Regions from separate parts of the Homo sapiens genome. Here region 2 is linked to region 1. A link is an interaction called in ENCODE POLR2A ChIA-PET data of the cell type or tissue named here. Cell type or tissue: endothelial cell of umbilical vein. All regions are shown on one strand. Each heading gives the region's core, and the rest is flanking DNA. Links, peaks and the distances in the headings are about the cores only. Region 1 overlaps MON2 (MON2 regulator of endosome-to-Golgi trafficking). Region 2 overlaps PPM1H (protein phosphatase, Mg2+/Mn2+ dependent 1H).

Region 1 (7,991 bases), core at 2,156-4,655:
GAGTAGCTGGGACTGTAGGCAGATGCCACCACGGCTGGCAAATTTTTGTATTTTTTCATAGTGACAGGGTTTTGCCATGTTGCCTGGGCTGGTCGCAAACCCCTGAGCTCAAGCAATCCACCTGCCTCAGCCTCCCAAAGTGCTGGGATTACAGACCCGAGCCACTGTGCCCGGCCATCCTTTTCTTTACATACAAGTGTCTCCCAGGTTCTCTCTTCAGATCCTTCCTTTCTCCATGCTCACCTGCTTGGCATCATCCACTCCTATTGCCTCTGGACTTGCTGCGATGCTGATGACTCTTAAATCTACTTCAGTCATTTGCTCTCTTTACTGAGTGTAGATCTGCATTTCCAGCTGCACATCAAACACATCTAGGACGTTTTTTCACATGCGTCAGTAGAACTTCTTCTTTTTCTTTTCTTTTCTTTTTTTTTTTTTTCTGAGACAAAGTCTCGCTCTTGTCCCCCAGGCTTAAGTGCAATGGTGCGATCTCAGCTCACTGCAACCTCCGCCTCCCAGGTTCAAGCGATTCTCCTGCCTCAGCCTCCTGAGTAGCTGGGATTACAGGCGCCTGCCACCACGCCCAGCTAATTTTTGTATTTTCAGTAGAGATGGGTTTCACCATGTTGGCCAGGCTGGTCTCGAACTCCTGACCTCAGGTGATCCGCCCGCCTCGGCCTCCCAAAGTGTTGGGGTTACAGGTGTGAGCCACTGCGCCTGGCCTCTTCTTTTTCTTTTCTTTTCTTTTGAGACGAGTTTCACTCATGTTATCCAGGCTGGAGTGCAGTGGTGCAATCTCGGCTCACCGCAACTTCTGCCTCCCGGGTTCGAGTGATTCTCTTGCCTCAGCTTCCTGAGTAGCTGGGATTACAGATGCCCATCACCATGTCTGGCTAATTTTGTATATTTAGTAGAGACGGGGTTTCTCTGTGTTGGTCAGGCTGGTCTCAAACTCCCGACCTCAGGTTATCTGCCCGCCTCGGCCTCTCAAAGTGCTAGGATTACAGGTGTGAGCCATCGCGGCCAGCCAGATAGAACTTCTTGTAATTGAACTGGTCTTTTCCTCAAAACGTCATTTTCCCCCTATTTCAGTTGTTTTGTTAATGGTATCTAGCACTGTTGCCTACTTTAGTCATATTTGGCTATCTTCTCTCCCTCATCTCTCTTTATTCACTGTCACCTGTTCCTTCCAGCTCTGTAATTTTTAGCATACTTCTCCTTTTTTCTGTTTTCTCAGCTATTATGCTAGTTCCAGATTCTATTAGTAACATTATGCCTGGCCTTTGACATACATTAATAGCATACATGACTTCAAATCATTCTGTATGTCACCCATGCAGAAGCCCACAATGTCTACTCTACTTATAGGACTCTAACATAGCATTTAATATTCTCTTGATTTTCCTAACCTTCCTTTTTAGCTTTATCACCCTCAAATCTTCTTCATATGCCTTTATGCTTCACCCCAACTAGGTTACCTGCTAGTCTCCAAATATGTCCTACTGCTTCTGTCTTTCATGTTATGGCTTCTTTGTTTTTTTGTTGTTGTTGTTATTTTTGGAGATGGAGTCTCTCACTCTTGCCCAGGCTGGAGTGTAGTGGTGTAATCTTGGCTCACTGCAACCCCCACCTCCCAGGTTCAAGTGATTCTCATGCCTCAGCCTCCAAAGTGGCTGGGATTACAGGCGCCCGCTATCATGCCCAGCTAATTTTTGTATTTTTGGTAGAATATTTTCAGTAATCTAGTAATTTAGCCTGGGTGAAAGAGTGAAACTCTATCTTTAAAAAAAAAAATTAATCTTCAACAAGTATCTAATTAGCACCTCCTAGGTATACAAATGCTTTGCACTATAGTGAATTTAGCATTTAGTAATTTAGTATTTTTAGTAATTTTGTATTTTAGTTTCACCATGTTGGCCAGGCTGGTCATGAACTCCTGACCTCATGATCTGCCCGCCTCAGCCTCCCAAAGTGCTGGGATTACAAGCGTGAGCCACCACACCCATCCTCCTTTTCTTAAAAATTTAGTCTTCAGCCGGGCACAGTGGCTCATGCCTGTAATCCCAGCACTTTGGGAGGCTGAGGCGGGCTGATAACCTGAGGTCAGGAGTTCACGACCAGCCTGGCCAATGTGGTGAAACCCCATCTCTACTAAAAATACAAAAAATTACCTGGGCATGGTGGCGGACGCCTGTAATCCCAGCTACTCGGGAGGCTGAGGCAGGAGAATCACTTGAACCCGGGAGGTGGAGGTTGCAGTGAGCCGAGATCTCGCCATTGCACTCCAGCCTGGGCAACGAGAGCTAAACTCCGTCTCAAAAAGAAAAGAAAAGGAAGGAAAAAGCATACCACCTATGTGGGAATACCATGTATATATTTTTAGTTATATACATGTAATCTGCATTCCAGTCTTTGATTTGTTAAGGAAATTTTGTTTTCTAGAAGCCAGAGGTTCTAGAATAGAATGTCATATAGGTATATATTTTTAGAAGGTTTTAGGGTTGTAGAATAATTGAATGTTACAGAAGAAAATCTTATTGATTTCAATGTAGTATTTGTTTTGTGAGCATTTTGTCACCTAAAGGGTGTTCTAGATGTATCAAGTACTCCCAGTGTACACTTGACTTCGGGTCTTTTGATTTTACCTGACATCTGAAATCACAAGTCTTCAGGCAGCTCCATACCTCTCTTGTGTCTCATTAGTATATTATTTTATCTAAGTTGCCATTAACTTGAATTTCACTTTTTTTTTTTTTTTGAGGCAGAGTCTCGCTCCATTGCCCAGGCTGGAGTGCAGTGGCATGATCTAGGCTTACTGCAACCTATGCCTCCCAGGCTCAAGCGATTCTCTTGCCTCAGCCTCCTGAGTAGCTGGTATTACAGGTGCACACCACTACTGACCGGCTAATTTTTTGTATTTTTAGTAGAGACGGGGTTTCACTATGTTGGCCAGGCTAGTCTTGAATGCCTGACTTCAAATTATCCACCCACCTCAGCCTCCCAAAGTAGTGGGATTACAGGCATGAGCCACCATGCCCAGCCTCACATTTCTTCTTTAGCTCTTGTTTCATGCTGTGTCCTGTGGAAAAATAATTTGGACCTTTGGTAAATTTGCCTTAATATCCAGGTTTTATTCTCATAGAAGTCGTGAAAAACATTTGTTATTTAAAAACAGAGCAGGGGTTAGGTGTGGAAGCTTATGCATATAATCCTGGGACTTTGGGAGGCGAAGACTGGAGGATCACTGAGATAGGAATTCGAGACTAGCCTGGGCAACATAGCAAGACCCCCATCTCTACTAAAAAATTAGCTGGACGTGGTGGTGTGTGCCTATAGTCCCGGCCATTTGGGAGACTGAGGCAGGAGGATTGGTTGAGCCCAGGAATTCAATGCTGCAGTGAGTTATGAAGGCGTCACTGTACTGGGTAGGTCCATAGTTTGTTTTTTCCTTTCAAAGGATGTCCTTACACTACTGTTGATAGAGTGATGCCTTATCTCAAAAACAAAACCAAGCAGAACAGCAACTTTTGTGAAAAAAAAGTAACCTTTTAAATAACTTTTTTTGTGTGTGTAAATCTATACATAGTTTTGAGTGGACATTTGTTAATTCCTTTGCTACCATCCATTCCCTTTTGCTTCCTTCGTTGGTAGGCTATGTTCTTCTCTCATTTTCAACCCTTTGGATTCTCATTCCTAACTCTAGGGTACCATGATTAACTTAATCTACTTTATATTTATTTATTTATGTTGAGACAGGGTCTTTCTCTGTTGCCCAGGCCGGAGTGTGGCAGTGCAATCACAACTCACTGTAGCCTCGACCTCCTGAGCTCCCACCTCAGCCTCTCGAGTATCTGATACTACAGGCTCACACCACCACGTTTGCCTAATTTTTTTTTTTTTTTTTTAGAGACAGCATCTGCCTATGTTGCCCAGGCGGTCACGAGCTCTGAGGCTCAAGCGATCCTCTCGCCTTGACCTCCCAAAGTGCTGGGATTACAGGCGTGAGCCACTACTTCTGGCCTAGATTAGTCTACTTTAAATCCTCCTAACTGCTCCCCACCTCACCTCCATTCCTGCGCAAGTTACATAATGCTAGTGAGTGCTTCTGGGAAAGAAAAGTTTTCTCTTTCTTTCTCTAGAGCTACTGAAAGAGACCCTTTCTTTCCTTCAAAATGGTGTCATATGAAATTTGAGGTGTGGAATGGCTGCAGCCGTTGTTGCCAAGGTTGGATGTAGCCTGAGGATGAACCTACTCATGGAACAGGGCAGAACCAAGAGAATGGCAGATAAGTGAAACTGCAACCCTGATGACATTGTAAATCTCTGGATCAGACTTCCTCTGCATGTTTCAATTTGTGATACAGTAAAGTCCATCCCTCTCTCTCCCCTTTTTAAGTGAGTTAGAATTGGCACTTGTAGATATAATTTGTGTGTGTGTGTGTGTGTGTGTGTATAAAATACCAACAAGTTTTTCTGGTACATTTAGAACTTTCCATTTCTTCCCTTGGGAACATTTATTATATAGCTACTGTATGAAAGGCACTGGGATAGACAATAATATAGAGCTATGAATGAGATCTATTTCTTATCTTTATTATTCTTATAGGTAGTATGAAGAAACAGACATAATGAGATGAATAAGATAAAGTGTTACAGGTACAAGCCATAGACAGTACTAAAGGTAGAAAGACTTTTCAGTAGTTACCGTAGAAGAAAGTGATGGAAGAAAAGATTTCCGTCACTGCTTATGACACTAGGAGGGTGACAAAATCAGAAGGACCTGCACCATAAGTCTATAGCTATCATCTTGTTGTTACTAATGGTTTAATTTCAGCAAAGCATTATTTGTCACATTAAATTAGTACAATTTGGGTTTGTATTTCATTTGTGAATATGTTGGCATTATAATTTAAGACCTATAAAGAGTATATTCCTGATTGTATTTATATATACATGTAAATTTGTCAATGACTGGGTAGGTCCATAGTTTGTTTCTTCCTTTTAAAAGATGTCCTTACACTACTGTACTAAATTTTGAGAAACACTGGTAGGAGTGGGCACTAGGGAATCATTGAAGAATTGAGACAGTGGATGGATGGAGGACATGATTGTAGGTAGAGACATTTCTTCATTTAGGTTGATAATGAGTGTTGAACTAAAGTGTGGGAGTGAGATTTGAGAAAAAGGTACAAGATAGGTTAACCAAAAAGACTTCATGGCTGATTAGACTTGTGAGTTGAGGGAAAAAACCCTGGTATCTGGTCAGTGACTGGATAGATGATGCTGCTGGTAAGAAAAACAGAAATTGTAGAAAGAAGAAATAGATTTTTCTGGCTGAGGTAGGAGTTTGGGGGTAGAAGGAAATGATAACATCTATTTTCAACATGTCGAATTTAAGGTGCCTTTTAAACATTTAGGTTAATAATTTCTGTAGTATAGGAGACAGATCAGGAACAGGAATATAATTTAGAAGTCTTCAGCAGTTAGAAAGTAAATGAAACCATGAAATTACAGCCATCCTTTGATATCTGCAGGGAATTGGTTCCAAGAACCCCAGGGAATACCAAAATCTGAGGATATTCAAGCCCCTGATATGAAATGTTGTAATATTTGCACATAACGTGTGCATATCTTCCCATATAATTTCAGTCATTTCTAGATAATACCTAATACAGTGTAAATGCTATGTAAATAGTTGTTATGCTGTATTTTAAAATGTGTGTGTGTGTGTGTATATCCCCCCCCCCCCCCAAATATTTTTGATCTGCAGTTGGTTGAATCTGCAGATGCAAAACCAGTGGATACGGAGGCCTGGCTGTATGGTATTACACAGGAAGAGTTTACTGAGTGAGAAATGAGGTCAAGGATATTCTAGGTGGTCTTAGAAAAGCAGTCAGCAAAGGGTTTTGAGAAAAGAAGAAAATGTTTCTTGAGAAGATTAAGAGTAACATATTAAACGCTGCAGTGTATTTAAGGCTTTGGCATTCTTTCCAACTCATAGATTGTCCTCAGCAGTAGATAAGATTACTTACCTTAACCTATATCATTTCTATTCAAGTCTGTAGAACTTTTTTCATCTTCTTTTCTTCTTTTTTTTTGCATGAGTATCAATTAAGGAAAAACAACAACAACCATGTTTACAATTTATTAGGTTCCCTGCAGATATACGTGGTATCTGATCAGAATAGGGAATACTTTTAAAGCAAGAAGCTAACAATTTTTTTTCACACCTGCAATCCTTGATACATAGAAGGAAATCTGATTGCGAAGACCTCTGTTCATACAGAATAACCTTAAAGATATAGGCTAGTCTTATTTCATACCTAAGTGATATACAAGTGTGTCAATAATCATTGATAGTGAAATTTTCCATCAACACAGGGTGCCTATGAGAATAAGATGATACAATTCCAGAGTATTTTGACAGTAGAAACTTGTATGTTAAAAATGAGGAGCTATGTGATAGGTCTAATTATATCTAAGGCAACAAACAGTCCTTTTGGCAATTCCTTGAATTTAGGAATGAAAATACTGGTTACGTATCTTTTAAAATACCATTTTGGAACTACTTAAAAAATACTTGACCAGGCACGGTGGCTCACCCCTATAATCTCAGCACTTTGGGAAGCTGAGACAGGGGAATCGCTTGAGTCCAGGAGTTTGAGACCAGCCTAGACAGCATAGGGAGACCCTGTCTCTACAAAACAAAAAACAAAAAAAATCAGCCAGGTGTGGTGGTGTGTGCCTGTGGTCCCAGGCTACTCAGGAGGCTGAGATGGATGGATTGCTTGAGCCTAGGGGTCCGTGCTGCAGTGATCTGTGATCCTGCCATTAACACTTCAGCCTGGGTGACAGAGTAAGACCTGGTCTCAAAATGAAAAACAAACTTCCTTTTCCTTCTCCTTATTGTGTGTTTGCATAAAGATATTTATTAGACATGTGCACACATTCATGGTTCAACTCTTATTCATCTCAGGAAATCAGGACTATGGCGAATTTGAAATCATTTACTGACATCTATCATCTAGCACGCTACAGGATGGATTTTGGAAACCGTTAAGGTTTGACTGACTAGAATTTAGAAAGTCTGGATAAATTACATCCATATTTATGATGGTTCAATTTAATCAATCTTGGTTTGCACCGAAGCAAAACCACATATTGACTTTGGACCTATGCAAGGTATATAGGGCCATAGTGAGAAAGGGGAGAAGTTAAACTCGAAAATGATGATGGAGGAAATTTCAGTGACCACAGATTAATTTCCACTGCCTCAGTAAGAAATTGATCCAAGATAATTTGAGATGGGGTGTGTGAATGTTACAAAATACACATAATAATTTCAGTGTTCTATAATTTTTACAGTAGTAAATTTGCTGTGGTTTGTACATCTTCAAGGTATATCGAGAATCTCACCACTTCTTACCATCTCTATCACTAACAATCTTGGGCCAATCCATCATCATCTCTTGCTTATATTATTGCTGTAGTCTCTTAAATTTTACCGTATATTGGAATCACGTGAAGATTTTTAAAAATACTGATGGCTCGGCCAGGCGTGGTGGCTCACGCCTGTAATCCCAGCACTTTGGGAGGCTGAGGCGGGCGGATCACGAGGTCAGGTGATGGAGACCATCCTGGCTAACATGGTGAAACCTCGTCTCTACTAAAAATACAAAAAATTAGCTGGGTGTGGTGGCGGGTGCCTGTAGTCCCAGCTGCTCAGGAGGCTGAGGCAGGAGAATGGCGTGAACCCGGGAGGCGGAGCTTGCAGTGAGCAGAGATGGAGCCAGCCTGGGCAACAGAGCGAGACTCCGTCTCAAAAAAAAAAAAAAAAAAAATTACTGATGGCTGTCTCCCACCAGCAGTCATTCTGGCTTAACTAGGTTGCAATCGGGGCATCAGGACTTATTTAAAAGCTTCTGGTGTTTCTAATATACACTGCCCAAGTAATCAGAAAACCAATAATCTTTCCCTGAAGTAATTCATTT
Region 2 (7,991 bases), core at 1,871-4,370, 340 kb after region 1:
CTAACTATTCAGGTATTTATACAACCGGTGGAGGGGCCATATCAACAGCAGGAAAGGCCTATCACAAATGTAGAAATCCCACTTTGAGTGACATCTCATCGTTGATTTTACAAAATGTCCTGTATGAGCACAGAATGCACTTTCTACCCCGTCTCTCCCACTACCAAAGAAAAGGGATTGATCACTTCCCCTTGGGGAAACAGAGTTGCCATATTTTTCTGTTTCCCCACTATATATGTGATTATATGGTTTGATTTCCACAAACTTTCTGGCCAGTTTTCCAGGAATCTCAGTGAAGATGATAATGCACAGTCCAGAGTATCTGCTATAGGCATTCCATCCACAGGGCTTTCAATGTCCAGTTTTCCATCTGATCCTCACAGTACCACAGTGAAAGGGAGAAGAATAAGCCAATGAGGAGGTAGAGATGAGAAAACATTTGAGTGACTTCATGAAAGACCTTCCTAGGGCTCACGTTCTATTGCTGTCCACATGGAGCCATGACCCTACAGCGTTGTTCGCTTTTTACCATACCTCTTTTTTTTTGACTAAATTGTTCGGATACTCTGCTCTGCAGTGGAGGAAAAAAATCCCTTAATTTCATATACTTTAATGAATATGCTGCTTCCTTCTCAGGATATGACAATATGAATTGCAGGTTTCTTTGGTTCAATTCCTCCAACATAATGAGGCAGTAAGGTGCAGGATAGGTTTAGTAAGTTTGACTTTTGTTTTTAAATGGCAATTTAGACCTGTCTTAAAACATTAATTTATAAAAGGAAGTACAAAGTTTATAACGGTTTTTGCTAAATTGCATTGTGATTTATTCTAGAATCAACTCGAGAATATTCTTAAACTATTAGTTTATACATCAACAACTTCTCCCTAAATTAGTTTATGGAAAAAACATAAGTACTGTGAAATAATACTGAAGTGCAGTTGCCAATCCACTATTAGAAACAACAACAACAATAGATAATATTTATTGAGCACCTACCCCATGCACTATTCTAAGCACTTTTCATATTTTAACTCACTTCACTCTAATAAGCCTATGAAATAGTACCTGTTATAACCAATTTACAGATGGGAAAATTGAGGTATGGAGAAGCCGACTGACTTGCACAAGATAACACATCTAGTAAGGGGCAGAGGCAGGATTCAAACTCAGGTATTCATGCTTATCCAATCAGAGGGCTTTTTTTTCTTCCCATGGTTTATGCAAATGATGGTCTTTCTATAATTTAGCAAGAAAATGGACTATAAAGAGAAGATGATAATTTCATTTTAGCTCTGTTTTTCATCTTAGTAACAGCTATTACAGTTTCTGAGTTGACAGGGGACACTGCTAACTAACTCCCATATCAAAAGAGAAATCATAATGGAAATGAGAAAATATTTAGTGTCAAATTTTATTGAAATTATACATGTCAACATTAGGAGTTATTCTTCCTTGATGTCTGACTTTCTCAAAGAGATTTTCCTGCTCCATGTCTCAACTGCTAATGGATACAGAGGCAGCATGGTGTAAGTCTAGACACTGAGGCCAGACTGCCTGGGTCGAATCAAGATCTACACTTTCTAGCTCTGTGCCTCAGCTTCCTCACCAGTTAAAAAAGGCAATAATAATACATATTTATGCACATATTACAGTTTGGGCACTCCTAATCCAAAAGTCTGGAAAATGCTCTGAAATCCAAAACTTTTGAGCACGGACGTGACATCACAAGTGGAGAATTCTACACCTGATCTCAGTGGGTCATGGTAGAAACACAGGCACACTACATTTGGTTTATTTAGCAACCCCATGGAGAAATAAGACTACCTTCAGACTATGTGTGTAAGCTGCATACAAAACACTAATGAATTCTGTGTTTAAACTTGGGTCTCATTCCCAAGATATCTCATTATGTATATGCAAATAGTCCAAAATCTGAAAAAATCTGAAATCCAAAACACTTCTGGTTTCAAACATTTTGGATAAGGGATACTTAGCCTATATAAGGTTAAATAAATTAATACCAGCAAGGCACTAAAATCGGCGTCTGGTACACGAGTGCTGAGTATTATTTATGGTTTTGGTTTTTTTTTTTAGAAGAAATGAAAGAAGAAAATAAAGTTTATTGCCCTTGACAATGTTCTTCCCACTTAAAGCTGTGGGAAGTCAGATTATAAGTGAAGCAAGAAGAAATTTCCATCTCAACATGATTTATTTTCCTTGCACCTTACATTTTGCCACAGTGGGAAACTATAGTGAAACCATGTTGTGTTCTCAGCTACTATGTACATTTTGGTCAAACCTGGTCTTCAGAGTAATCCAACACCCACCAATAAGGGGCCTTTAAAGGGATTCTAGCTGACATCAGCCTCCTCAATTCCTGGTTTTAAAATCATCCATCTTAATCACTGGCAAGAGTTCTATGTCCCTAGAACTAAAAGAGTTTTGAAAGAAACCACTGCATTACTAAAAAAAAAAAAAAAAAAAAGAAAAAAAAAAAAACTAAAAAAAAGAAAAAAAAAAAAAAAAACTGGCCAGGCGCAGTGGTTCATGCCTATTATCCCAGCACTTTGGGAGGCTGAGGCGGGCAGATCATAAGGTCAGGAGATCCAGACCATCCTGGCTAACACGGTGAAACCCCGTCTCTACTAAAAATACAAAAAATTAGCCGGGCGTGGTGGCGGGCGCCTGTAGTCCCAGCTACCCAGGAGGCTGAGGCAGGAGAATGGCGTGAACCTGGCAGGCGGAGCTTGCAGTGAGCCAAGATAGCGCCACTGCACTCCAGTCTGGACAACAGAGAGAGACCCTGTCTCAAAAAAAAACAAACAAACAAACAAAAAAAAAACTAAGAAGAAAAGAAAATTCTTATTTTCTTCACATGTGCAGAACAAGGAACAAAATTTTAGCATAATAAAATGAGATGAATAAAAGGCTGCTCCTATTGCATTTTTATAGCTGACATCATTGCAGGGAGCCAACTGCCTGATGAGGGCGAAATATTCCAAAGGGCTGCTGTTGTAGAACCAGAAGCAACCTTCATTTCATGTTTCGGGGGTGAAAGAGTACTTCTTACAAAAACAGATAAAAAGAATGGCAAAACCTCAGTTCGGAAAGTTGAAATAGTCCCTTTCTCATGTTCCTTTTGCCTTTCCCTGCCCCATTTTGATCCTATTTGCCTGGAGTTCCCACAGTGCTGCCCCGTCCTCTGCTGAGAAAGATAATCAGCTTTCCTCTCCCCTGCTGATGGTCTTGGCCGAGATGCTGACACAGCCATCTCCTGTTATTGTAATTAGACACTGAACTAGCAGATACTGAAACCACACACTTTGATGTGTTTTGGCTAAATTAAACAACACAAGGGTGCTCCTAAGGAAGTAGACTTGGAATGCATGTGTTCAGAAGTCTAGTCTCAAGCCAAAAACAATCTGTTCGAAATAGGGAGTCAGACGTGGGCAAAAAAATTTCCTGGTTATGGCCACAATACCCTAAATATTTCCCACCCACGCATCTTATGTAAGTACACGCACTTCTTAACACTAGGTTATGACATGCCTTTCAGAGTGATCTCTTTCTCCTTCCACAGAGAAGTCACTTGGTACCCTCCTCCTCTTATCTCATTCCTGGAATGACTAAATATTTGGGAACTAAGAAGAAAAAGCTCTTGGAAAAGCTGTGTTTTCACCTGAGTATGGCAATCAGTATGATAAATAAAGACTCTTTATAACCTTCCAAGTCAAAGGAAAGAAGAGCTAGCAATGGTGATTCATGTGCACAAATCTTGAGCTGGTTAATTAAAAAGCCTTCTGTGGGAATCAGGAGGCCATTGGGAATAAGGTATTGTCCTCAACAAGCTTACAGCAGCTTTCCTAAGAGACAGTCTCATGAAAGTGTCTTTTGGAAGTGCTAGAATTGTAGATTTCCTTCTTTCCTGGCCACCCATCCTGTTTCCAAATCAGTTCTCAGAGGTAGGCATGTCAAGAGGCTTGCACATTGCCAAAGAGTATCTATTTGCTATTTGCCAGACTGTGGGCTTATAGCTCTTCACATTAAGCTACCCAAAAATGATCCAGGCACAAGAAAAGTTCCACCTTCATTTGTCATTGAGAACGCCCTTCTCTACTATACTACATACCTGCTTCATCAAATATCTCAAAATGTTGCTTTTTCTTTTTCTTTTTTTTTTTTTTTTTGAGATGGAGTCTCACTCAGTTGCCCAGGCTGGAGTGCAGTGGTGTGATCTTGGCCCACTGTAACCTCCACCTCCTGGGTTCAAGCAATTCTCCTGCCTCAGACTCCCAAGAAGCTGGGAATACAGGCATATGCCACCAAGCCCAGCTAATTTTTTGTGTTTCAGTAGAGACGGGGTTTCACTGTTTTGCCCAGGCTAGTTGCGAACTCCTGAGCTCAGGGAATCCACCTTGCCTCGGCCTCCAAAAGTGCTGGGAGTACAGGCGTGAGCCACTGCGCCGGCCAAAACATTGCTTTTTTTTTTTTTTTTTTGAGATGGAGTCTCACTCTGTCGCCAGGCTGGAGTGCAGTGGCGTGATCTCAGCTCACTGCAACCTCTGCCCTCCAAGTTAAAGTGATTCTCCTGCCTCAGCCTCCCGAGTAACTGGCATTACAGGCGCCTGCCACTGCACCCGGCTAATTTTTTGTATTTTTAGTAAAGATGGGTTCACCTTCTTGGCCAGGCTTGTCTTGAACTCCTGAACTCATGATCCACCTGCCTCGGCCTCCCAAAGTGCTGGGATTACAGGCGTGAGCCACCGTACCTGGCCAAACATTGCTTTCTTAACCCCAAAGGAGAAATGTTTATTGTTTCTGTATTATAAGTTATATCACTAAACTCTTAATTAAAAGACAAAACAGAACAAAACCTAGATCCATTCAAGAGTGTTGGAGATGGAGACTAGAAAACTTCAACCACATCCCCTTACATTTCTTCAGGCTAAAATACTACAGTGCAGAACACCTTAAAACATTTAAATTTGTGTGCCTTTTAAGTTTGTTTTGTTGTTGTTGTTGTTGTTTTACTTATTTCAAACATTGCTTCTTTAGCTCCTGACTTTTTACTTATATGCAGATGAAACCCGAAATTAATTTGTATTTTATTTCTTTTAAGTCAGGTGCCACTGTCAAGAGCTCAAACACGAGTCGGTTCCAAGATGGCCGAATGGAAACAGCTCTGGTGTGCAGCTCCCAGTGGGATTGATGCAGAAGACAGTGATTTCTGCATTTCGAACTGAGGTACCTGGTTCATCTCATTGGGACTGGTTGGACAGTGAGTGCAGCCCAAAGAGGGCGAGCCGAAGCAGGGTGGGGCATTGCCTCACCTGGGAAGCGCAAGGGGTCGGGGAATTCCCTTTCCCAGCCAAGGGAATCCATGGCAGATTGTACCTGGAAAATCAGGACACTCCCGCCCAAATACTGCGCTTTTCCAATGGCCTTAGCAAATGGCACCTGGCTTAGCAGGTCCCACACCTAAGAAGCCTTGCTCACTGCTAGCGCAGCAGTCTGAGATCAACCGGTGAGGCAGCAGCCTAGTAGGGGGAGAGGCGTCTGCCACTGCTGAAGCTTGAGTAGGTAAACAAAGCGGCTGGGGAAGCTCGAACTGGGCAGAGCCCACCACAGCTCTGCAAGGCCTGCTGCCTCTGTAGACCCCACCTCTGAGGGCAGGGCGTAGATGAACAAAAGGCAGCAGAAACTTCTGCAACTTAAAAGTCCCTGTCTATGAAGAGAGTAGTGGTTCTCCCAGCACAGAGTTTGAGATCTGAGAATGGACAGACTGCCTCCTCAAGTGGGTCCCTGAACCCCGAGTAGCCTAACTGGGAGGCACCTCCCATTAGGGGCCGACTGACACCTCATACGGCTGGGTGCCCCTCTGAGACAAAGCTTCCAGAGGAACGATCAGGCAGCAACATTTGCCGTTCTGCAATATTGCGGTTCTGCAGCCTCCGCTGGTGATACCTAAGCAAATAGGGTCTGGAGTGGAACTCCAGGAAACTCCAACAGACCTGCAGCTGAGGAACCTGACTCTTAGAAGGAAAACTAACAAACAGAAAGGAATAGCATCAGCATCAACAAAAAGGACATCCACACCAACACCCCATCTGTAGGTCACTAGCATCAAAGACCAAAGGTAGATAAAACCACAAAGATGGGGAGGAACCAGAGCAGAAAAGCTGAAAATTCTAAAAACCAGAGCACCTCTTCTCCTCCAAAGGATCACAGCTCCTCTCCAGCAACGGAACAAAGCTGGATGGAGAATGACTTTGACAAGCTGACAGAAGTAGGCTTCAGGAGGTCGGTAATAACAAACTTCTCCAAGCTAAAGGAGGATGCTCGAACCCATTGCAAAGAAGCTAAAAACCTTGAAAAAAGATCAGATGAATGGCTAACTAGAATAAACAGTGTAGAGAAGACCTTAAATGACCTGATGGAGCTGAAAACCGTGGCAAGAGAACTACGTAACGCATGCACAAGCTTCGATAGCCAATTCGATCAAGTGGAAGAAAGGGTATCAGTGATGGAAGATCAAATTAATGAAACAAAGTGAGAGGAGAAGTTTAGAGAAAAAAAAGTAAAAAGAAATGAACAAAGCCTCCAAGAAATATGGGACTATGTGAAAGACCAAATCTACATTTGTTTGGTGTACCTGAAAGTGACAGGGAGAATGGAAACAAGTTGGAAAACACTCTGCCAGGATATGATCCAGGAGAACTTCCCCAGCCTAGCAAGGCAGGCCAACATTAAAATTCAGGAAATACAGAGACCACCACAAAGATACTCCTCAAGAAGAGCAACCCCAAGACACATTAATTGTCAGATTCACCAAGGTTGAAATGAAGGAAAAAATGTTAAGGGCAGCCAGAGAGAAAGGTCGGGTTACCTGCAAAGGGAAGCCCATCAAACTAACAGTGGATTTCTCGGCAGAAACTCTACAAGCCAGAAGAGAGTGGGGGCCAATATTCAACATTCTTAAAGAACCCAGAATTTCATATCCAGCCAAACTAAGCTTCATAAGTGAAGGAGAAATAAAATCCTTTACAGACAAGCAAATGCTGAGAGATTTTGTTACCACCAGGCCTGCCTTACAAGAGCTCCTGAAGGAAGCACTAAACATGGAAAGGAACAACTGGTACCAGCCACTGCAAAAACATGCCAAATTGTAAAGACCTTCGGTGCTAGGAAGAAACTGCATCAACTAATGGGCAAAATAACCAGCTAACATCCTAATGACAGGATCACATTCACACATATTAACCTTGAATGTGAATGGGCTAAATGCCCCAATTAAAAGACACAGACTGGCAAACTGGATAAAGAGTCAAGACCCATCAGTGTGCTGTATTCAGGAAACCCATCTCATGTGCAGAGACATACATAGGCTCAAAATAAAGGTATGCAGGAAGATCTACCAAGCAAATGGAAAGCAAAAAAAAAGCAGGGTTGCAATCCTAGTCTCTGATAAAACAGACTTTAAACCAAAGAAGATCAGAAGAGACAAAGAAGGCCATTACATAATGGTAAAGGGATCAATTCAACAAGAAGAGCTAACTGTCCTAAATATATATGCACCCAATACAGGAGCACCCAGATTCATAAAGCAAGTCCTTAGGGACCTACAAAGAGACTTAGACTCCCACACAATAATAATGGGAGACTTTAACACCCCACTGTCAATATTAGATCAATGAGACAGAAGGTTAACAACGATATCCAGGACTTGAACTCAGCTCTGCACCAAGAGGACGTGACAGACATCTACAGAACTCTCCACCCCAAATCAACAGACTATACATTCTTCTCAGCACCACATAGCACTTATTCCAAAAGAGTTGGAAGTAAAGCAGTCCTTAACAAATGTAAAAGAACAGAAATCACAACAAACTGTCTCTCAGACCACAATGCAATCAAATTAGAACTCAGGATTAAGAAACTCACTCAAAACCGCTCAACTACATGGAAACTGAACAACCTGCTCCTGAATGAC

What was found. ChIA-PET counts read pairs that join two places held together with the same protein. Peaks named below come from ENCODE experiments on the same cell type or tissue, not always from the same donor. Only the 100,000 strongest peaks of a DNase experiment are listed, where the experiment ranks them.
Region 2: POLR2A ChIA-PET joins it to region 1 with 6 read pairs; 3 of 35 experiments call an interaction of 5 or more read pairs at or near these places.

What each region holds. Positions count from the first base shown.
Region 1 is chr12:62,473,695-62,481,685 of GRCh38, forward strand. All of the region lies in intron 1 of MON2 (MON2 regulator of endosome-to-Golgi trafficking), which reads left to right. Among named protein-coding and RNA genes, the nearest start is that of MON2-AS1, 7.3 kb to the right of the region's middle. In endothelial cell of umbilical vein, for the core only: no CTCF peak of the experiment used is centred there; no DNase peak of the experiment used is centred there.
Region 2 is chr12:62,814,651-62,822,641 of GRCh38, forward strand. The region is part of intron 2 of PPM1H (protein phosphatase, Mg2+/Mn2+ dependent 1H); the gene reads right to left. Among named protein-coding and RNA genes, the nearest start is that of PPM1H, 120 kb to the right of the region's middle. In endothelial cell of umbilical vein, for the core only: no CTCF peak of the experiment used is centred there; a DNase peak (open chromatin) is centred at 3,251.